Regions from separate parts of the Homo sapiens genome. Here region 2 is linked to region 1. A link is a loop called in an ENCODE intact Hi-C map of the cell type or tissue named here. Cell type or tissue: A673. All regions are shown on one strand. Each heading gives the region's core, and the rest is flanking DNA. Links, peaks and the distances in the headings are about the cores only.

Evidence for each region. A loop is a pair of places that touch in the nucleus more often than their neighbours do. Peaks named below come from ENCODE experiments on the same cell type or tissue, not always from the same donor. Only the 100,000 strongest peaks of a DNase experiment are listed, where the experiment ranks them.
Region 2: a loop joins it to region 1, with 14 times the contacts of the local background. A loop is called at or near these places in 2 of 110 quality-filtered maps.

What each region holds. Positions count from the first base shown.
Region 1 is chr11:34,038,269-34,049,935 of GRCh38, forward strand. LOC101929918 (a long non-coding RNA gene) reads right to left here. Exons shown (of 3, transcript XR_931177.3): 3 at 6,319-7,107. Among named protein-coding and RNA genes, the nearest start is that of CAPRIN1, 7.6 kb to the right of the region's middle. In A673, for the core only: no CTCF peak of the experiment used is centred there; DNase peaks (open chromatin) are centred at 5,803, 6,833, 8,043, 9,003 and 1 weaker place; H3K4me3 peaks cover 1,209 bases; H3K27ac peaks cover 7,282 bases.
Region 2 is chr11:33,832,862-33,844,528 of GRCh38, forward strand. No RefSeq gene overlaps it. Among named protein-coding and RNA genes, the nearest start is that of LINC02721, 16 kb to the left of the region's middle. In A673, for the core only: a CTCF peak has its summit at 2,757 (motif pointing right); DNase peaks (open chromatin) are centred at 2,480, 2,790, 4,340, 4,640 and 1 weaker place; H3K4me3 peaks cover 957 bases; H3K27ac peaks cover 3,281 bases.

The sequences.
Region 1 (11,667 bases), core at 2,007-10,006:
GTGACTGTTTGAAAAAAAAAAAAAAAAAGAAAAGAAAAGATAGGATTACAAATCTGACATCTATGAACCAGGAATCAACAGATGAGCATCAGAAGAACTGAATTATATGTAGGAATTTACATGTGCATTTTTCCAATGAGATGGTCTGTAATTTTAATCAGAACTTCAGGGGAATGTATTTCCATAAGAAGGCTAAGACCTATAGTTCAAGTTCAAGCGGTGTAACTAGGATAAAAGGAGTTTTCATGACCTGGTCATAGCTTACCTGGCTAGTCTTATTATCTGCAGCTCTCTCCCTGCCATCCCTCCCCAATTAATACTCCCATAATATAGAAACACTTGGGATCCCTAAACCACACGATATGATTTTATGCTTTCATGTGCTATTGAGCATGCTGTTCCCTCTGCCTGCAATGCCTTTCCTCTTTCTTTTACCCACTTTTGTTTCTTGTAAAAATTATCTTTCGCCAGGTGCAGTGGCTCACACCTGTAATCCCAGCACTTTGGGAGTCCGAGGTGGGCGGATCTCCTGAGGTTGGGAATTCGAGACCAGCCTGACCAACATGGAGAAACCCTGTCTCTACTAAAAATACAAAAATTAGCCGGGCTTGGTGGCACATGCCTGTAATCCCAGCGACTTGGGAGGCTGAGGCAGGAGAATCGCTTGAACCCGGGAGGCGGAGGTTGCAGTGAGCCGAGATCATGCCATTGAACTCCAGCCTGGGCAACAAGAGTGAAACTTCGCCTCAAAAAAAAAAAAAAATCTTTCAAAATTCAGCTCTGGCAACATTTCCAGAGAGCCTTTTCTGATTCCCACCCATAAAGAGTTACCCACTCCACTTATGTGTCACCTCTGTTCTTGTACAGCCTTCTGGGTTGCCCATATTTTTGCCATAAAAAAGAAAATATCTTAAGTAGACATTTATATTGAAGCATAACATACCTACAGGAGTGTGCAAACTGTAGGCATATGGCTCAATGAACTTTACGAAGTGAACACAGCTATGTAACTATCACTCTGAACAAGAGATAGAATATTGGCCAGGCATAATATCTCATACCCGTAATCCTGGCACTTTGGGAGGCTGAGGTGAGTGGATAGCTTGAGTCCAGGAGTTAGAGACTAGTCTGGGTAATGTGGGGAAACCTCACCTCTACCAAAAAAAAAAAAAAACATATATATATATATACACACAAAAATTAGGCTGGGCATGGTGGCTCACATCTGCAATCCCAGAGCTTTGGGAGGCTGAGGCGGGTGGACCACCTGAAGTCAGGAGTTCGAGACCAGCCTGGCCAACATGGTGAAACCCTGTATCTACTAAAAATACAAAAAATTAGCCTGGCGTGGTGGCGGCTGTAATCCCAGCTACTTGGGAGGCTGGCGCAGGAGAATCGCTTGAACCCGGGAGGCAGAGGTTGCAGTGAGCCGAGATTGCGCCATTGCACTCCAGCCTGGGCAACAAGAGTGAAACTCCATTTCAAAAACCAAACAAATAAACAAACAAACAAAAATTAGCAGGGCATGGTGGCGCACACCTGTGGTCCCAGCTGCTTGGGAAGCTGAGGTGGGAGGATCACCTGAGCCCGGAGAGGTCTAGGCTGCAGTGAGCCATGATCGCACCACTGCACTCCAGCCTGGCTGACAGAGTGAGACCCTGTCTCAAAAATAAATAATTAAATAAAAAAATAAAAAGAGAATATTGCCAGGACCTCAAAAGCCTCTCTTGTGCTACATCCCAGTCATTACCTAATGACAAAGGTAATCACTGTTCCGATTTCTTTTACCATAGATTAGTTTGTTTTTATTGTTCCATACTTTTGTGTCTAGTTTCTTTGATTCAACATTATGTGTGTTGAATTTATCCATGTTGTTGCTAGTAGCAGTGGTTTGTTCATTTTCACAGCTATATGTATTAAATAAATATACCATATATTTATCTTTTTCTACTATTGATAGAAATTTGGGTTGTTTCCATTTTTGGTTACTAAGAACAATGCTGCCATGAACATGCTTGTATATGTCTCTTGATGACCATATCTATGCTTTTCTATTAGTATATGCCTAAAGCAGAATTTCTGAGTTATACGGTATGTGAATACTCAGCTTTAGGAGATACTGACAAACACTGTTCTAAGATGGCTGGGCCTATTTATTTATTTATATATATTTTTTATTTTTTTGAGACAGAGTCTCACTCTGTCACCCAGGCTGGAGTGCGGTGGCACGATCTTGGCTCACTGCAACCTCCACCTCCCAGGTTCAAGTGATTCTCTTGTCTCAGGCTCCCGAGTAGCTGGGATTACAGATGCACGCCGCCATGCCCGGCTAATTTTTTGTATTTTAGTAGAGATGGGTTACGCCGTGTTGCCCAGGCTGGTCTCAAACTCCTGAGCTCAGGCAATCCACTCGCCTCAGCCTCCCAAAGTTCTAGGATTGCAGGTGTGAGCCACCGCGCACGGCTGTCTGGGCCAATTTATACTCCCATCCACACTGCATGGAAATTCCAGTTGCGCTACATTCTTGCCATTCCTTGTTTATTTCAGGTTTTGCTTTGTTTTTGTTTTGTTTTCTTTTGCTTTTAGGACAGGGTCTTGCTTTGTCACCCTGGCTGGAGTGCAGTGGCACGAACATGGCTCACTGCAGCCTTAACCTCCCAGGCTCAAGAGATCCTCTCTCCTCAGCCCCCCAAGAAGCTGAGACTACAGGCACGTGCCACCATGCCCAGGTAATTTTTGTAGTTTTTGTAGAGATGGGGTTTCGCCATGTTGCCCAAGCTGGTCTTTAACTCCTGAGCTCAGGCCATCTGCCCGCATTGGCCTCTCAAAGTGCTGGGATTACAGGCATAAGCCAATGTGCCTGGCCCATTTCAGTTTTTAAATTTTAGCCATTTTGGTGACTATGTAGTAGTATCTCACTGAAGTATATCACATTAAATTGTATCTCTTTATATATTTGACTACCCTTCTTAATACTAATTTTCTGGAGGCCATAGGATTATGTCTTATTCAACATGTGAATAAACACAGACAGTGCCTGGCATGCACAAGGTGCTAAGTTCTTGTTGCAGAAGTAATGAGGGGCTGAGAAGTCTTCCAAATGCTAAAATCAAACATTTCCGGTACATAAAAATCGACCTTGCCTAAGTTTAATCATCATCAAATCCCAGTCAACAGACATGCCTGAGTGTCCACTCACTGCCAGTATTAGTCTTCTGATACTTTCTTCCCAAGGCCTCATCAGCTGAGTGCTTCATAGCATTGCCTGGCAATGTAGACACTAGAGCTGTGACAGTCCTAATCATAAAGGTAAAAGAACCCTTGAAATATGATTCCATTTCCCCCACTTTCTTCCAAAATCATATGTAAATCCCACAAAGAGTGGAATAATCTAATCCTTGTTTAAAGACAACCAGTTATGCAAATAGAGCCCCAATAAGGTACTGCTTCTCACTGAGACACATTCACTAGCACAGCGATAATCAAAAACATGGCTAAGGGCGGGGCGCGGTGGCTCACACCTGTAATCCCAGCACTTTGGGAGGCCAAGGTGGGCAGATCACCTGAGGTCGGGAGTTCAAGACCAGCCTGGCCAACATGTTGAAACCCTGTCTCTACAAAAAATGCAAAAATTAGCTGGGCATGATGGCAGGTGCCTGTAATCCCAGCTACTTGGGAGCCTGGGGCGGAAGAATAGCTTGAACCTGGGAGGTGGAGGTTGCAGTGAGCTGAGATTGTGCCATTGCACTCCAGCCTGGGCGATAGAGCGAGACTCTGTCTCAAAAAAACAAAAACAACAAACAAACAAACAAACATGGCTAATAACAAGTGTTTGATGAGGATGTAAAGAAATTGAAACCTCATACAAAGCTGAATATGGTGCAGCCACTTTGGAGAACACTTAGGCAGTTGCTCAAAATATTACATGTAGGCCAGGCACAGTGGCTCATGCCTGTAATCCCAGCACTTTGGGAGGCTGAAGAGGGCGGATCACGAGGTCAGGAGATTGAGGCCAGTGTGGTCAACATGATGAAACCCCATCTCTACTAAAAATACAAAAAAAATTAGCCGGGCGTTGTGGTGCGCACCTACAGGCCCAGCTACTTTGGAGCTTGAGGCAGGAGAATCGCTTGAACTCGGGAGGTGGAGGCTGCAGTGAACCGAGATCACACCACTGCACTCCAGCCTGGGCAACAGAGCGAGACTCCATCCCAAAACAAAAACAAAAACAAAAACATTACACATAAAGTTACCATATAACCTAGCAATCTACTGTAGGTGTATACCTAGTGAATTGAAAACATGTGTTCATACAAAAAACTTGTACATGAATGTTGCATTAGTCTGTTCTCTCATTGCTATAGAGAACTACCTGAGGCCAGGTGCAGTGGCTTACACCTGTAACCCCAACACTTTGGGAGGCCAAGGCAGGTGGATCATGAGGTCAAGAGATCAAGACCATCCTGGCCAACATGGTGAAACCCCGTGTCTACTAAAAATACAAAAAAAAATCAGCCAGGCATGGTGGCGCGTGCCTGTAGTCCCAGCTACTTGGGAGGCTGAGGCAGGAGAATCACTTGAACCCAGGAGGCAGAGGTTGCAGTGAGCCGAGATCGCGTCACTGCATTACAGGCTGGTGATAGAGTGAGACTCCGTTGAAAAAAAAAAAACTACCTGAGACTGGGTAATTTATAAAGAAAAGAGGTTTAATTGGCTTACTGTTCCACAGGCTGGGGGAGGCCTCAGGAAACTTATCATCATGGCAGACGGCAAAGGGGAAGCAGGCACAATCTTCACATGGTGCAGCAGGAGAGACAGAGTGAGGGTGGAAGTGCTACACACTTTTAAACAACCAGATCTCGTGAAACTCACTATCACAGCAACAGCAAGAGGGAAGTCTGCCCTTATGATCCAATCACCTCCCACCCACTAGGCCCCTTCTCCAACATTGGGGATCACAATTTGACATGAGATTTGGGTGGGGACACAAATCCAAACCATATCAAATATTCACAACAGCATTATTCACAACAACCAAGAAGTGGAAGACACCCCAAGTGTCTATCAATGGATGAATAGACAAACAAACTCTAGTATACCTATTCAATGGAATATTATTCAGCCATAAAAAGGAATGAAATTCATGCCAAAACAAGGATGTATCTTAAAAATACTATGATAAGTGAAATAAGCCAGGCACAAAAGGCCATATATTGTAGGGTTCCAGCTATCTAAAATGTCCAGAATAGGCAATTTCATAGAGAAAGTAGATTAGCAGTAGCCAGGGGCTAGGAGGAGGGGTAAATGGGGAATGACTGCTAATGAGGTACATGTTACTTCCTGGGGTGATAAAAATGTCCTAAAATTAGGTAATGGCAATGGTTGCATTACTCTCAAATATCAAATATACTAAAAACCAGTTAATTGTACACTTTAAATGGGTTAATTTTATGATAGGTAAATTAGAGCCCAATAAAAGTTATACAACACACTGAGCTGTTGTTTTAGTTTTGCATAATTTACTTATCTAAATTATTTGCAATAAACTTGTATTACTCTTGCAATTTTTTAAAAATGAAGGTTTAAAAATATTTAATTATAATTTATACTTTTTTTCTGTGAAAAGGCTGCATAAACGCATTCCTTGTCACACCATCATTTCTTTTTCTCACATCAAATCAGCCCTAGCTATCCTAAAGAACTGTCTTCTTTCCGCTTTAGGTGGATGTTAGCACAGCATTCACGAGGAGAAACACCACCAGCTCTAGCTCCAAAGAACGCCAAGGAATATGATCTTGCAATACTATAGGGCTGCCAGATCTGCATTTGGTTTAGACAAGGAGGGCCCAGAGAAAAGGTTGCTGCCTTCTTTCATTGTCCTCTGTAGGCAAAGTCTAAATGGGGTATGACTAGGATGTCCAATATCTCCTTCTATTTTTTCTCTTCTGCCCTCTTTTTGGTTTTTTTTTTTTGGGAGACGAAGTCTCACTCTTGTCCCCCAGGCTGGAGTGTGATGGCGTGATCTTGGCTTACTGCAACCTTGGCCTCCCGGGTTCAAACCGTTCTCCTGCCTCAGCCTCCCGAGTAGCTGGGATTACAGGCGCCTGCCACCACGCCTGGCTAATTTTTGTATTTTTGGTAGAGACAGGGTTTCATCATATTGGCCAGGCTGGTCTCAAACTCCTGACCTCAGGTGATCCACCTGCCTCGGCCTCCCAAAGTGCTGGGATTACAGGCATGAGCCACTGAGCCCAGCCATCTTCTGGTCTCTTTAAGAGGAAAATGCAAAACAAAAAGTAGCAGCAGAAAACATACATATTACAGTACACTACTGTCATTTTTTATTACTTTTTTTTTTTTTTTTGAGATGGAGTCTTTGTTGCCCAGGCTGGAGTGCAGTGGCGCGATCTCGGCTCACTGCAACCTCCCCCTCCTGGGTTCAAGCGACTCCTCTGCCTCAGCCTCCTGACTAGTTAGGATTACAGGCATTAGCCACCACGCCTGGCTAGTTTTCGTATTTCTAGTAGAGACGTGGTTTCTCCATGTTGGTCTTCAAACCCCTGACCTCAGATATCTGCCCGCCTCGGCCTCCCAAAGCGCTAGGATCACAGGCGTGAGCCACCTCACTTGGCCGCCTTTGATTACTTTTTAAAATTTCTTCTTAGTTTTTTCCTTGTTCCAATATTTTCCCTAGATCGGCTGTACCAGCATCGAAACAGGGCTTGTTAGAAACTCAAATTACCAGCCGGCCCTCAGAGTCTCCATTAGTCATTCAGCGGGCGGGGCCCAGCCAGCAGCGCTTTAGCAAGCCCTCCAGGCCGTTCTGACTCTTCCCCGAGAAAAGGCTTCAGCTTTTCAAGTATAACGTACTATACAAGAGCTGAAACTACAGACTTGCTGAGTCACCCTTCCTTTCTCTTGGTCACCCGAACCTTCCATTCACCATTCTGCCTGGATTCCATTCTGCCTGGATTCTTCTCTCGGCATATTTCTCTCGATATTTTCTCTTCCATCTTGGAATCTGCTTCTTCCTGAATCAGCACCTCGAGTTTGCCGTCCTTTTCCATCTATCAACATGCCCTACTTAAGACACTGTCACAGCACTACCTGGGAGGAAAGATAGGAAGATACCATGAAAAGAAGATGTTTTTGAACATTTTTGGCACTTATTTTTGTGAAAATGAGTAGCATGTACACTCTACGTCTATAGAGCAGAGATTCACAAGCTTGAATGTGCAAAGGGGAGTTTCGTTTTTTAAATGGATGTTCCTAGGTTTCAGATTCTGGGATGTAGAGGCAATGTCTGGGGGGGAGTCTAGGAATTTTCATTTTGACAAGTACCCCAGGTCATTTGGAAATTGGTGGTCCTTGCCTACTTTGGGAAGCACTGCATCAAAGACGAGAATTGGGGTGTGGGGGGTAGGGCTCTCTCCTTTGCAAATTCTACATCCACTGAAAATCTATGCAAGAAAAAAACAAACACAGGACCTACATCTTCTCATGACATTTTTCACATCTCTAGTGATTTGGTGCTTAGGAGACCTTTAAATCAAGTTCTCAGGCTCTCAAGATAAACAAGTTATCAACACACAAAGAGTAAACCATTAATATAGGGGGAGTTGTGCTGTTAGGTGTGAAAATTATTCTTGAAATAATACTATCCTGACCAGCTATAGGAACAATCTTGAATAAGCTGATTACTTCTATACTTATATTCCCCTAGTATGTATTAACTGAGATACATAAAGTTTTATTCCTTCCAAAATTCATGGAGCAGTTAGTTGTTACCTTGAAGGAAGTTATTTTTCTCAAATTATTGTTCACAGTGGTTGTATGTATTAGTAGGGGAATTGATACACAGAATACTTTATTGCCTGAAATGACCATGATTATTCATATTGCCAAGATGCAAGATCACCCTACGAACAGATCAGCTTGCATCTTGGCAACATGCATAATGCAGTTAGTTCTCTTTTTTTTCTTTTCCTTCCTTCCTTCCTTCCTTCCTTCCTTCCTTCCTTCCTTCCTTCCTGTCTCTCTCCCCCCTCCACGCTCCCCCCTTTTTCTCTTTCTTTCTTTCTCTTTCTCTCTCTCTCTCTCCCCCACCCGCGCCCCACCCCCCTTCTTTCTTTCTTCCTTTTTTTTTTTTTTTTTTTTGAGACAGAGTCTTGCTCTGTTGCCCAGGCTGGAGTGCAGTGCCGTGATCTCAGCTCACTGCAACCTCCGCTTCCTGGGTTCAAGTGATTCTCCTGCCTCAGCCTCCTGAGTAGCTAGGATTACAGGCATGCACCACCATACCCGCCTAATTTTTACATTTTTTTTAGTAGAGACGGGGTTTCGCCACGTTAGCCAGACTGGTCTCAAACTCCTGACCTCAGGTGATCCACCCACCTTAGCCTCCCAAAGTGCTGGGATTACAGGCGTGAGCCACCTCAATAAGGCATTTCTAAAGGCATTTTTAATTTGGGGCGCCAGTGTCATCAGAGTAGCTTTACTTGTAAAGTGCTAGAACAAGTGACTACTTTTTTGTTTTGTTTTTTGAGATAGAGTCTTGCCCTGTCACCCAGGCTGGAGTGCAGTGGCGCAATCTTGGTTCACTGCAACCTCTGCCTCCCAGGTTCAAGTGATTCTCCTTCCTCAGCCTCCTGAGTAGCTGGGATTACAGGCACCCGCCACCATGCCCGGCTAATTTTTGTATTTTTAGTAGAAACAGGGTTTCACCATGTTGGCCAGGCTGGTCTCGAACTCCTGACCTTGGGTGATCCGTCTGCCTTGGCCTCCCAAAGTGCTGGAATTACAAGCATGAGCCACCGTGCCTGGCCAGTGACTACATCTTTTATCTCATAAAATAGAACAGCATTTCCCAAACTCGGCATTATTGATGTTTTGGTCTGAATAATTGTGTGTTGTTTTGTGCATTGTAAGATGTTTAGAAGCATCTTTGGCCTCTACAAACTGGATGCAATTAACATCTTCCCCTCAAGTTGTGACAACTAAATACTTCTAGACATTGCTAGTGATTTGGTGCTTAGGAGACCTTTAAATCAAGTGTCCCCGAGGGACAAAATCACCACAGGTTGGGAACCACTGAAATAGAAACATGATGTTAAGACAACATACAATTCATATAAGTAACTATATGAAAGATTTTAGTACCTGTGGCCAAGGTGTTTTTGCTTTTAAAACATTTTTATTTTTAGGCTGGGCGCAGTGGCTCAGGCCTGTAATCCCAGCTCTTTGGGAGGCCAAGGCAGGTGGGTTGCCTGAACTCAGGAATTTGAGGCCAGCCTGGCCAACATGGTGAAATCCTGTCTCTACCAAAAATACAAAAATTAGTCGGGCATGATGGCATGCACCTGTAATCCCAGCTACTCGGGAGGCTGAGGCAGGAGAACCACTTGAACCCAGGAGGTAGAGATTGCAATGAGCTGAGATCTTGCCACTGCACTCCAGCCTGGGCGACAGAATGATACTCCATCTCAAAAAAATAAATAAATAAAATAAAATAAAAATAAAATTTTTATTTTTTAGATGCTGGGTTTTACTCTGTTGTCCACGCTGGAGTGTAGTGACATGATATTGCATCCTCGAACTACTGGGCTCAACTAATGCTCTCATTTCAGCCTCCCGAGTAGCTGGGATTTCAAGCACATACCACTGTGTTTACTTTTACATTGAGTAAAGTGTGTAGCTTCTAAGAGTGTTCAATAACAAACAACAGTATTTCGTGAAATCTGAAATAACTATTCTGAACATATTGTACCTCTACAAAACATGAAGTCCTGTTTCTAAGCATAATATTACACGCAAGAAAAGGTGGACATAGGAAAATATAAGCGGAAAAGGATGTTATCTCAGCTGATGACCAAAATGTAAGAATTCAGAGACAGTATGGACCAATAGTAATAATAATATTAAAACCGTACTGATATGTTAATACAGTAGGCAATACTTAGTGACAAAATAGTTGTGCCAGGCATGCTATTGCTTATGAGGATCCAGAGATGGAAAAACAAAACGACTGCTCTTTTTCTTTGAAAAGCTTAGAGTTTAGTGGTGGTTCATGGACACATAGACAATCATTGATTGAATTACAATAAAAAAGACTGTACTGGAAAAATTATGATAGAAATGTCTACTCCTGACTTGTAGTAAAATGATGGAAAAACAAATTTAAGAAACTTTAAGAGCCTTAGCTATGTGAACAGTGTAGTTCACACTTTGGTCAGGTTTCTGTCAACCTGAAACAAAGAGGCAGTTCATATAATTCAGATGAAGATTCCTCTCTTTTGCTACAAATAAGCATTAGCTTATTGGGTGACTCAAGTTCAAGCAGTTGAATTATTTTGCTAAAATGATCAGGATAAATAGTTTAATTATTCACTTTGTGGAAACTTCAAAGTGCTGTGGTCTAATGAATTGAACAAGCAAATGTCAGCTTGAAAGATTTGTTATTGAAATATATTATTTTGCATATTGTTGTATTTGCTTTATGTTAATATATTTAATATTGGCATATATTAAAGTATACCAAGGTTTTTAAATTTATAAACCATTTATAAACATATTCTGCTCCTCCAGTGTGTTTTCTGGGAACCCTTTATTTCTTCAATGATGCAATGACTGCAAGTTACTGCATAGCTCTGTACTAGAAAAAAGGGTTTAAAAAATGAGTATTTAAAATTCACATAAACATAGCTTCAGTCAAGTAGGAAATACACAAATTTGAATGACTGAGACCTTGGCATTGATCTGGGCAGGAAGTGAGCTTTAGGACACAGCTTTGCCTTAAATTTATTGGTCTTTCTGGACTTGCTGACCTGAACAGACAAACGCAGAATGTCAGAACACCAATGAAATGGGATTGGGATGATATAGGAAGTGAAAGCGTGACAGCTTCATATATTCACCAAATATTTCTGGCTCATCTGCTTCCTACCCGGCATCTGATAGAATACCATCTCTTGACTCCCTTATAGTTGGATAGGGTCATGTGACTCTTTTTGGCCAATGAATTTAAGCAGATGTGATGCATATCTACTTGTCTAAAGCATTTAATTGACTGAGATATTCCTGAGTTCTCTTGTGGTACAGTGATCAGCAACACTTGAGATATGGCATCAGCATGAATCTACTGAGTGACTACTACGAACAGGGCCCTCTGTTGAACTGTGATGGATGTGTACCATTTGCAGTTGTTTTTTGTTTTTTGAGACAGTCTCACTCTGTTGCTTAGGCTGGAATGCAGTGGCACAATCTTGGCTCACTGCAGCCTCTGCCTCCCGGGTTCTCGTGCCTCAACCTCCTGAGCAGCTGTAATTACAGGCATGCGCCACCACACCCAGCAAATTTTTTTGTATTTTTAGTAGAGACAGGATTTGCCATATTGGCCAGGCTGGTCTCGAACTCCTGACCTCAAGTGATCTGCCAGCCTTGGCTTCCCAAAGTGTTGGAATTACAGGCATGAGCCCCTTCACCTGGCCCCTTTGTAGTTTTAAACCAGGGATTGGCAAACACTTTTTTTGTAAAAGAAGAGATAGTATTCTAGGTTTTGCACACCCTACTGTCTGTTGCACACCCAAGTACTCAACTCTGCTGTGCTATGGCAGAGAGGCAGTCATAGAATGGATGTGCATAGATGGATTGGATGTCTCCCAATAAAACTTT
Region 2 (11,667 bases), core at 1,309-9,308, 210 kb before region 1:
TTATACGACAACTGGCGATGACCACCTCAGTGACTGGACCCAGAAGAAGCTCCAAAGCACTTCCCAAAGCCAAATTTGCGCCAAAAAAAAGGTCATGGTCACTGTTTGGTGGGCTGCTGCTGGTCTGATCCACTATAGCTTTCTGAATCCCAGAGAAACCATTACATCTGAGAAGTATGCTCGGCAAATCGATGAGCTGCACCAAAAACTGCAATGCCTGCAGCCGGCACTGGTCAACAGAAAGAGCCCAATTCCTCTCCACGACAATGCCCAGCCGTATGTCACACAACCAACACTTTGAACAAAAGTTGAAGGAATTGGGCTACACAGTTTTGCCTTATCCGCCATATTCACCTGACCTCTCGTCGACTGACTACCACTTCTTCAAGCATCTCGACAACTTTTTGCAAGGAAAACGCTTCCACAACCAGCAGGATGCAGAAAATGCTTTCCAAGAGTTCAAATGTTGAAGTATGGATTTTTACACTACAGCAATAAGCAAACATTTCTCATTGGTAAAAATGTGTTGATTGTAATGGTTCCTATTCTTACGAATAAAGATGTGTTTGAGCCTAGTTATAATGATTTCAAATTCATGGTCTGAAATTGCAATTACCTTTGCACCAACCATATATATATATAATGTATTTCTAATAAAACATTTTTCCTGCTCTTTCTCCAGTGCCTAGAATAGTGCCTGGCACATAGTAGGGGCTCGGTAAAATTTGCTGAACTAATGAATGGGCTCTATGAATCTTATCAATGTTCTAAATGCTAGCATTTTATAGATAAGGAAACTGAAACATCAAAAAGTTAACTTCCATAAGTCCCACAGCTAATTTCTTTATCTGTAAAATGGGCGTATAAATATTGCCTTTCTCATTATTATGGGGAGCAAATGAATTACCATATAACACCTTAGGGAGTGTGTCTGGCTCAGTGTTCGTGCTCACAACTGTCTATGGGCTGGGCGCAGTGGCTCATGCCTGCAATCTCAGCACTTTGGGAGGCCGAAGCAGGTGGATCACAAGGTCAGGAGTTCGAGACCAGTCTGGCCAACATGGTGAAACCCTGTCTCTACTAAAAAATACAAAAATTAGCCGGGTGTGGTGGTGGGCACCTGTAATCCCAGCTACTTGGGAGGCCGAGGCAGGATAATCGCTTGAACCTGGGAGGCAGAGGTTGCAGTGAGCCAAGATCGTGCCATTGCACTCCAGCCTGGGTGACTAGAGTGCAATCGACTCAGCCTCCCAAAGTGCTGGGATTACAGGCGTGAGCCACCAAGACCAGCCCTAAAAATTCCTTTCCATTGATGCTTCCACTCAAGCTACCATCCCATTTTTCTCCTTTTACCATCTTTTAAAACTCCTTTTCAAAAAAGTAGATCTGAAAATTAATCTATGTTGTTAGAAGTAAATAAATCAATTATTCATCAAGCTATATATATTTATGTGCACTTTGAAATATATACATATACATATTACTTTACTGAAAAATTAAGAGAGAGAGTAGCTTAACTAACCTCCTCTTCTCTAGTTTTCCTTCCCTCCTCTCCCATTCAATCATTATTCTCCCTTGCAAATTGGCTTCCATGCACAGTGTCAAAACTGTGGCCCCTGCCACATCTCAGCTTCCTCACTATACACTGTCACCATGCTGTCCTGACATTCTCCTGTCTCCAGTGTCCACTCGATGGTTCGAGTTCTTTGTCCACTTTATGAGTCTTGCTTTTCATAGGGCTATATACACCTCTGCGGCCTTTCCTTGCTGTCTCTGCCTGCTAATGTTCTGCCCCTTTGTCGAGATCTAACTCAATTCTGCCCCCTTGTCAAGATCTAGCACCTTCTCCTGGAAGTCTTCTCTGGTTTCCCTAATTCTACATCATCATTGCTCACTTAGCACTTTGGGATAGTGCCACTTGTGGGCCAGGTACTGTCTGAGGTAATGGAAGACATTCAGCCCTGCATTAGTTATTGGTTTAATATTAAGTTTTGCTATTTGCATCACAAGAAATACAGACTCATTTAAGATTTACCTCAAGTACCTGAGGGTGTATAAGGGTGATGTCTTACCACCTTTCCATCTGAGAATTTGTCTTCTGGGAATAGAAAATAGTAATGGATTCTTGACCATTGTTTCTAAGCAAAGCATGCCAGAGCTCATGTCACCCTTTCTAGTAAGAAGTTGTGAGTTTGCACTGAAGAATTATAATCAAAATGCGTAAAGCTCCCTCCCCTACCTCCACTTAAAGTTCTTTAGGGATCCTTCTGGCTCATCTGCAAGCTCCCTAATTTAAGGGACAAGTCTTTTTTCCCTTAAAAAGTTTTCCTGGGTTTAACTCCTCCCCTTCTCCCACTTTCTGCAGAGTCAATGGATTTACCCTTGAGAAGATTCTGCCTTCTGTCCTGGGGCAAGTGATGAAAGTCTCCAGCTCCCAGTCTGACTCACGAGAGTAGACAGCCTTCTGCAGAAGTTGAATTATAGACTGTGGCCCCTCCCCTGTTTTCTACCAACAGTATGAATGAGCAACACCAGACTGGACCTCAAGAATGTTTCTCCAACTGGAATTTCTCTTCTCTGACAGAGACTTGAAAGCAGCTATAGTAAAATCTAGGCATGATGATCTATGTTGGGCACTGCACAAGCACTCCTCATTCAACAAGGTGCCGTTCATATCAGAGATGCTTTATTATTGTGATAATTTTTATATGTTTATTTTTATTTTGTTTATTGGAAAGATTGACGATTTGTATGTTTCTTACAACTTCCCGGCAGATGGCAGTAAAGTGTCTTGTTTTAAGATGTTTACTATATTTTGTTCAGAGTCCATTTACAAAGGAAAAATGAGTCAGTATTCGAAATCAACATGTCTAACATCATCTGAAAATAACTTTTACTTCTAAACAAGAAATCACTTTATCTATTGGTAGGTGAGTGTTTAAATGTTTTTTAAATCCCTATTGTTGTTAGAGCTCTGGCTAATTAATATTTCATACTGCATTTCACATTATCTGCTGTGTTCGCTGCACCCAAAAGCTATTCCTGAATTCCTCGTTTAAATCTACAAGAACTTTCATTATTAGATTAATCACCATCAAATGACATACACTCAGATAATCCACAAAATGAATTACATGCACATAAATTAGAGATTACCACTTCGTGATCTGGCTAGTTCTATAATGGAAATTGCTTGTTGTGCATATCCTGTTAATAAAAATATTAATGCTTGATAATATTTAGCAGTCTGTTAATTATATATTTTGTATGTTATGTACATGTAAGTTCCGAGATAAAATACCATTGATTTTTTGCTCAGATACTACAAAGGAGTTTTTAAAATTAATTTCAGAATCAGAAAACATGGAAGGAAATCAAAGACAATCAATTAGACTACTGAATATATTTTTGGAGAAGATAGAATCAGGAGGCAAAAAATGCTAAATTAGGATGTGGATTTAATTTCAATATTTATGTCAGACATAACTTGAGAAAAAAGTGGAAGAGAAAAAGAAAACATTAAACTAGATTTTCTTTTCCCTATCGAGGTACTTGGCTATGTAATTTGAATTTTTGTCCATAGAACACTCTATTTGAAATTTGTCTACAAAATGTATACATAAGAATTTTAACTTTCCATCGTATTTAACTACTATCAGTACAGGTAGGAAGTTTTCAGAAATTACTTATTCATAAATTTTTTTTTTTTTTTTTTTTTTTTTTGAGACGGAGTCTCGCTCTGTCGCCCAGGCCGGACTGCGGACTGCAATGGCGCAATCTCGGCTCACTGCAAGCTCCGCTTCCCGGGTTCACGCCATTCTCCTGCCTCAGCCTCCCGAGTAGCTGGGACTACAGGCGCCCGCCACCGTGCCCGGCTAATTTTTTGTATTTTTAGTAGAGACGGGGTTTCACCTTGTTAGCCAGGATGGTCTCGATCTCCTGACCTCATGATCCACCCGCCTCGGCCTCCCAAAGTGCTGGGATTACAGGCGTGAGCCACCGCGCCCGGCCCATAAATTCTTACCAATGTCAAACCGACCACGCCCCTTATTATTCTACCTTAATGGTTTCTGTGTTTTCTCTATATTGCAAATTCTTCAGGGATGAAAAAAAAGTGTCAACTGAAGAATAAAGATGTTAGAATGGGTTGGCAGTACTTATCACATAATACTAATAAACAGAGGGTAAATGCACTTCAATGGTGTTAAGAATTCAAAGATTTGAAATATATATAATATAAAGTGATAAAGATGCTATGATAAAGAGAAACAATATCATGTGCACGTAATATACATGACTCGGCTTTGACAAGACAACATCTAGGGAGAAGATTATCCAGGAAACTACTAGTGCAGTGATGCAAATTGTCTTCCGGCAGGGCATGATGGCTCCCGCCTGTAATGCCAGCACTTTGGGAGGCCAAGGTGGGCGGATCACTTGAGGTCAGGAGTTTAAGTCCAGCCTGGCCAACATGACGAAACCCCATCTCTACTAAAAGTACAAAATTAGCCAGGTGTGGTGGTGCGTGCCTGTAGTCCCAGCTACTCGGAAGGCTGAGGCAGGCCCTCAGCCTTGAACCCGGGAGACAAAGGTTGCAGTGAGCCCAGATCGTGCCACAGCACTCCAGCCTGGGCAACAGAGTGAGACTCAGTCTCAAAAAAAGAAAGGAAGGAAGGAAGGAAGGAAGGAAGGAAGGAAGGAAGGAAGGAAACAAGGAAGGAAGGGAGGGAAAATTGTCTTCCTTAGCAAAAACTATCAAAAATTCAATAAAATATGGCACATTGATACCAAATAATGTTACACAGTTTTAAGGAATAAAATATAAAAACCAAATAGTTAAACTGATAGCAGAAGTAATGAATGAACTAATTTTGAAAAAGATTATTTATCTTTATTATTTCAGATACAGTCTCTGGTATAAGCCAGGTAGAACACATAAAGCTATTAGAACTACACATAAAGAACACATGAAACTATTAGAACACAAACATTTCATATGTGGATATTTGGGTGAGGGAGGTTGTCCAGTAGATGACAAAAGAAAGCATGTACAAACTTTCAGAAGGCTACTTGCAAATGTAAAGAAAAGTTACATACAGCAATGCCACAAGTATGCATAGAAATCATAATGGATTGCAACAGAGGATCCTAAAAAAGGTCTAGAGTATTTTATACTTTTTGTTATGTGTCTTTACATTTGATATTGAATGATGCAGCAAATATCTATTTTACAGCACTGAATTTTTTTATATCATCTAAGAAATTATATAACTACTCTTTTTTTTTTGCTAAAAAAAAAAAAGGGATAGATGTGCAGAACGTGTAGGTTTGTTACACAGGTATACGTGTGCCATGGTGGTTTGCTGCTCCTATTGACCCGTCCTCTAAGTTCCCTCCCCTCACCCCCAACCCCCAAACAGGCCCTGGTGTGTGTTGTTCCCCTCTCTGTGTCCATGTGTTCTCATTGTTCAACTCCCACTTATGAGTGAGAACATGCGGTGTTTGGTTTTCTGTTCCTGTGTTAGTTTGCTGAGAATGATGGCTTCCAGCTTCATCCATATCCCTGCAAAGGACATGATCTCATTCCTTTTCATGGCTGCATAGTATCCCATGCTGTATATGTACCCCATTTTCTTTATCCAGTCTATCATTGATGGGCATTTGGGTTGGTTCCATGTCTTTGCTATTGTAAATAGTGTTTCAATAAACATACGTCTGCATGTGTCTTTATAGCAGAATGATTTATATTCCTTTGGATATATACCCAGTAATAGGATTGCTGGGTCAAATGGTATTTCTGGTTCTAGATCCTTGAGGAATCGCCCTACTGTCTTCCACCATGGTCGAACTAATCTACATTCCCACCAACAGTGTAAAAGCGTTCCTATTTCTCCACAGCCTCACCAGCACCTGTTTCCTGACTTTTTAATAATTGCCATTCTGACTGGCATGAGATGGTATCTCATTTTGGTTTTGATTTGCGTTTCTCTGATGATCAGTGATGTTGAGCTTTTCATATGTTTGTTGGCTGCATTGATGTCTTTTTTTGGGAAGTGTCTGTTCATATCCTTTGCCCACTTTTTGATGGGATTGTTTGTTTTTTTCTTGTAAATATGATATAACTAACTCTTTTGCTTCAACCAAATGTTGGAATATATTGTAAAGGCATTTATGGAACATAAAATTTTAAATCATTGTTGAATATAGGATGGGAAACTTGAGGAGATGCCATCTTGCTACTAGAACTTAATTAGAGAGAGTATGCAATGCATGTTGATGATATGAATAAAAATGTAGATTCTAAAATGCAAGTCAGAAGTATACTGAAAATATCTTCTTTAAAATGCATTGTTCAGCCTAAATTAGGAGTAAAGATAAAGTTAATGTTATATGCAAACTTAGACAGGAACCCAAAGTCAGTATATATAATTCCCTTGAAAGCATAACATTATGGGCTTAGAAAATTTTTTAGGAAAAATTAACTTATGATATTCACACAAAGATATTATTGCTGCTAAACAAATTGCAGAGTTTCTCAACATTAAGCTGCTAAACAAATTGCAGAGTTTCTCAACATTAAGCCCAATTTTTCTAATATAAAAATACCAGAAAGAAGAGGAAGAATAATTTCTTTTTTTTCTTTCTTTTTTTTTGAGATGAAGTCTCACTTTGTCACCCAGGCTGGAGTGCAGTGGCGCAATCTCTGCTCACTGCAATTTCCGCCTCTGGGCTCAAGGTATTCTCCCACCTCAGCCTCCTGAGTAGCTGGGATTACAGGAGTGCCCCACCATATTCACCTAATTTTTGTATTTTTAGTAGAGACAGTGTTTACCATGTTGGCCAGGCTGGTCTTGATCTCCTGACTTCAGGTGATCCGCTCGCCTCAGCCTCCCAAAGTGCTGGGATTACAGGTGTGAGCCACCGTGCCTGGCCAGGAAGATTAATTTCAAATGTCATTTCTACAGTCAATCCACCTGTGATCCCAAATTTATTTCTATTTTTCTCTCTATAGGTTACAGTCATATTTTCTTTAAAGGAAAGATTTATATTGCAGAAGGACTATATGGTCTTTTCTGTGTCTTAGATTAGTATTTCTCAAATGTTCCTGTGCATATAGAATGCGGGGGATCTTATTAAAATGCAAATTCAGATTCAGTAACTCTGGGTTGGGACCTGAAATTCTGCATTCCTAACAAGCCCCTGATGATGCTTTGATGCTGGATATGTGGAGTAGGAAGGTTCCAGATATCGCATGTGATTTGAAGAATTGCTGTGAATATGAAGTACCAAGGCTGCGTTAAAAATGTACAATTGAAATTGACTGACAAGCATATTAAAGGCTTTTATAGATCATTCATCAATGTACAAAGCCCTAAAAACCTGAAGTTGTCTTTTAAAATCTAATGTTCTTTCACTAAAATATTGCAAAGTCTTTGTTACAATAACTTACTAGATCCACTTCCAAATAACTTCATGCCTTTCAAGATACAACTAATTTTGCCAATAGCAATATCAATGGAGAATGTGGCTTATCAAAATTAAATACATTAAGCTGGGTACCGTGGCGTGTGCCTGTAGTCCCAGTTACTGGGGAGGCAGAGTGGGGAGGATCACTTGAGACCAGGAGGTCAAGCCTGCAGTGAGCTGTGATCGCGCCACTGCACTCCAGCCTGGGGACAGAGCAAGACCCTGTCTCAAAAACAAAACAAAACAAAACAACCAATGTAAGGCCTACAATCAAGAAGAAAAGTCCACCAATCTGATGATCATTTCCATAAAATATAAGCAATAAAACAAGTAAGAATTAAAACTGTCAAAAAGAATTTTACTTCCACAAAGACAAGATGTCTTTTTTACAACAAATTATTAAATCCAAGTGACTTTGAGTTCTTAATATTATAATTAATCATTTGAATTTTTCAATATTTTATAATGAATTATTTGCTTGCATAATTTACATGGAATTACTGCCAGTCCTTGTTATTATTGAGAAATAAATAATATAACTTTTTAACTTGAGGAAAGATTAGCTTTTTCAAATTTGTACGAAATGCCATATGGGCTAGTGATAGCCTTGGTTTGGATAGTTTACTAAATAAAGAATAAAATTACCAGTGGAACTCATCTGCCTGGTCTCAAGCTCTTGATATCCTGAAATTGCTCGTGTGGTTCAAATAATCCATATATAGTCTGACCCAGGAGAGGATTTTAATGGTCCACCAGATAGATTGTTAAAAGGATACCTGTGGTACCAAGGAAAACAGGATTCTTGGCCATGGATCTGCCTTCTGGGTACTTAGGAAGACCAATTACCAAGTCTTCATGGGAAAAATAGGAACTATTGACCTGCGTGGCATAGAACCCTGGAATTGGAAGCTTGTCCAGGGTCCAAGGCAGCTCCAGCTATTATATTAAGAGTTTCTTTATCCCTTCCCCAGTAGTCTGCACTCCAGCCATTCAAATAACCCACCTTCTCCCTCCTCCTTTCCCTTTTCCTTCTTTTTCTGCCTCTACTACTGATCTCTGTGTAGCTCAATTAGTAAGAGAATCTGACTGGACTAATAAGGTCACTCTTGTTCCTGCTGGACAAAACTCTCCTAAACCCGGACTTGTGTCAAAAGAACCCCTTGGGAAAACTCTTCTAACCAGGGGACAGTGGATGGGGACCCTTCACTTACAGGGCTGGGGATAAAAATTGACTGTGTAGCGAAACTTTTGAAAACAGTTGTTTGTTTAAAAACACTCTTGACGGAAATTATCTTTATAAACAACATTCATTTTCCTGACTATAAAAGCAGTATCTGCTTGTTTTAGAAAAATATAGAAAAAAGTAAAGAAGAAACATAAAATAATCACTGTCCATTTTTGTTGTATTTTCTAGTTAAATATGTTTGTGGCTGGGTGCATGGTGGCTCATGCCTGCAATTCCAGCACTTTGGGAGGCCAGTGCAGGCAGATTGCTTGAGCCGAGGAGTTCGAGACCAGCCTGGACAGCATGGTGAAACCCCATCTCTACAAAAAAAAAAAAAAAAAAAAAAAAAAAAAAATTAGCTCGGTGTAGTGGTGCATGCCTGTAGTGCCAGCTACTTGGGAGGCTGAAGTGGGAGGATCACTTGAGCCTGGGCAGCAACCTAGGTACAATGAACCATGATTGTGCCACTGTACTTCAACCTGGGTGACAGAGCGAGACCCTGTGTCAAAAAATATCTATATCTCTCTAAATATAATATATATACATATATATGTTTGTGTGTGTACTTACATGCATATTGAAAACATATATAACATTTGAGATTATACTACACATATTCTTTTTTCCTTTATTTTGTGAGATTTTTTTCTAAGTGATAAAAAAATTCTTCATAAACACTTTTGCTAACTAGATCCCTCATCTTCCGACAAGAGATGCGCTATTATCAGCAACTTCACTATTGTGAGGCAGATGTGGATTTTAACCAGACTTCATCTGTATGACAATATTGGAGGGGTAGCTGTGGGGACAACTCACTGTATTGTGCCTGGGGTTTTTCACCCCCAGACCTGACAGGAAAAATAGCTGGTTTCTGTCTCCAGGTCAGCTCTGGCAGCCGGGACTCCATCCACTGAACACAGGCTCCAAGAGGGGGAAGGACTGGCACGGGGATGTGGCGCACCTGCTTCCAGGAAGGAGCTGGTGGTAAAGGGTTACAGGATTAGAGAGCTAAGCTGAAGGGATGCACCTGGAGGCAGTCCTGCATGCTGGATTTACAACAGGAGCCTGGGCTTCGTATAAATGAGTAATGCTTCATGATGCTCTTTTCCGAGCAAGCTGCAAAAATTGGCAGGGGCCCTTCAGTGTGCTGTCGATGTGTCTGGAATTCAAATAATTTGATTCTGAGATACAATGACAATGGGAAGCAAGGCATTACCTTGCGAGAATGATGGCAGAGACAGCTGCTGCAACCAGCATCCATGGAAGAGGTTGCGCGAACAACTGTTCTCCCTTTGCCGTCCCCCTGAAATCTCTATTATGCCTCGCTGCTACTGCCCTTACTCAAGGGCATTAAATTAAAAAGTAATGTAGCTGATAATTCTTCCTTTCTTTTGCCCCAGTTCAGGCAGTGAAGAATGGGTAAAGTGAAATAAAAACCTTGACGGAAACTGATATGTCTCTTTAAAAAAATGATGCTGACATTAGACACAGCTCAGGAGGGTACAATTTGAATATCGGGTGGCATTGCAACGTACAGCATCACTTGCTTTCTTTGCTTTTAAATTTGTCTTTGTTGGCTGAACACGTTAATATTTTTCCAAGGTGTAATAGCTGGGAGGGTTCCATCAGGAATAACAGGAGATCTGGTGAGCACTGGGTTCTTTTATCTTCCAAATCATAAGGCATTTTGCTTGTGCTGGTTGTCATTTCCATTAGAAGAACTGATAAGCAGATTCTGACTTCATTTGCCCAAATATAGTGCTCTTGTTGGTAGAGCATTTAGCTTCTCTGAAGCACTTTATTTTTTATTTATTTATTTATTTATTTTTGAGACAGAGTGTCGCTCTGTCTCCCAGGCCAGAGTCCAATGGCACAATCTTGGTTCACTGCAACCTCCGCCTCCTGGGTTCAAGCAATTATCCTGCCTCAGCCTCCTGAGTAGCTGGGATTACAGGCACCCACCACCATGCCTGGCTAATTTTTGTATTTTTAGTAAAGATGGGGTTTCGCCATGTTGGAACCAGGCTGGTCTTGAACTCCTGACCTCAGGTGATCTGCCTGCCCCAGTCTATAAAGTACTGGGATTATAGGCTTAAGCCACCGACCCCTGCCAGCACTTTATTTTTTTAAGTCTTTTTTTTTTTTTTTTTTTTTTTGTCTAGGCCATAGCATTCTGGAGAAGAGCTCTAGACAAGAACTGTGAGCTCTTAGTTATGATTTCAGATTTGCTGTTGTGGCTTGCTATCTCTGGATCTCCTTTTTTCCATCTAGAAAAGGAAAAGTGTTGGGCTTTCCTCTCCAGATCCCCAATTCCCTGATTCTGTTATCTAATTTGATAATTTATTACTAATGGTAGCATTGGCAAAATTGCCAGGTATTTTGACTCCACCTTTCCTACAAAAATCAGTCTTTTAAAAAGAATTTGGAAAACAACATTTTGACTTTTTCTTAACCTCATAAATACTTAGTTCTCAGAATGTGAACATGTAAATAGTAATGGCAACCAATTACATAGCATTTACTGTGTAACGGGTATGGTTCCAATGTTTCATTTATTCTCACAACAACACTGTGAGGTATGTAGACAGATAAAAATTATTCTTCTAGCTTTACAATTGCTAAGAAATAACGTATAAGATGTCCTGTCTCTGCTATGGAAGTAGCAGATAAAAAATCATCAACGGCATGCCCCTAGATCCAGATTTTCTCCTAAATTCATGAATTCAGGGTAAAACCTTGGACAAAAAGCCAATGTCCAAGGAGCACAGATAAATTCAGCAGTGGTATCTGTTCACTTTCATGAAGACTGTCCAGGAACGTGGTCACAGGTTCACACTGACCTGTCTGGATGAAGGTGTCTTTCTTGCTACAGAGTTAGGATTGCAACCGGCCTGCATGGAGAACAGGATTCCTTCCTAATTAGCAATTGCTTACTTTGCAGCTGTTGCTCCTCAAGCCAGAGCAACCCACTGGTG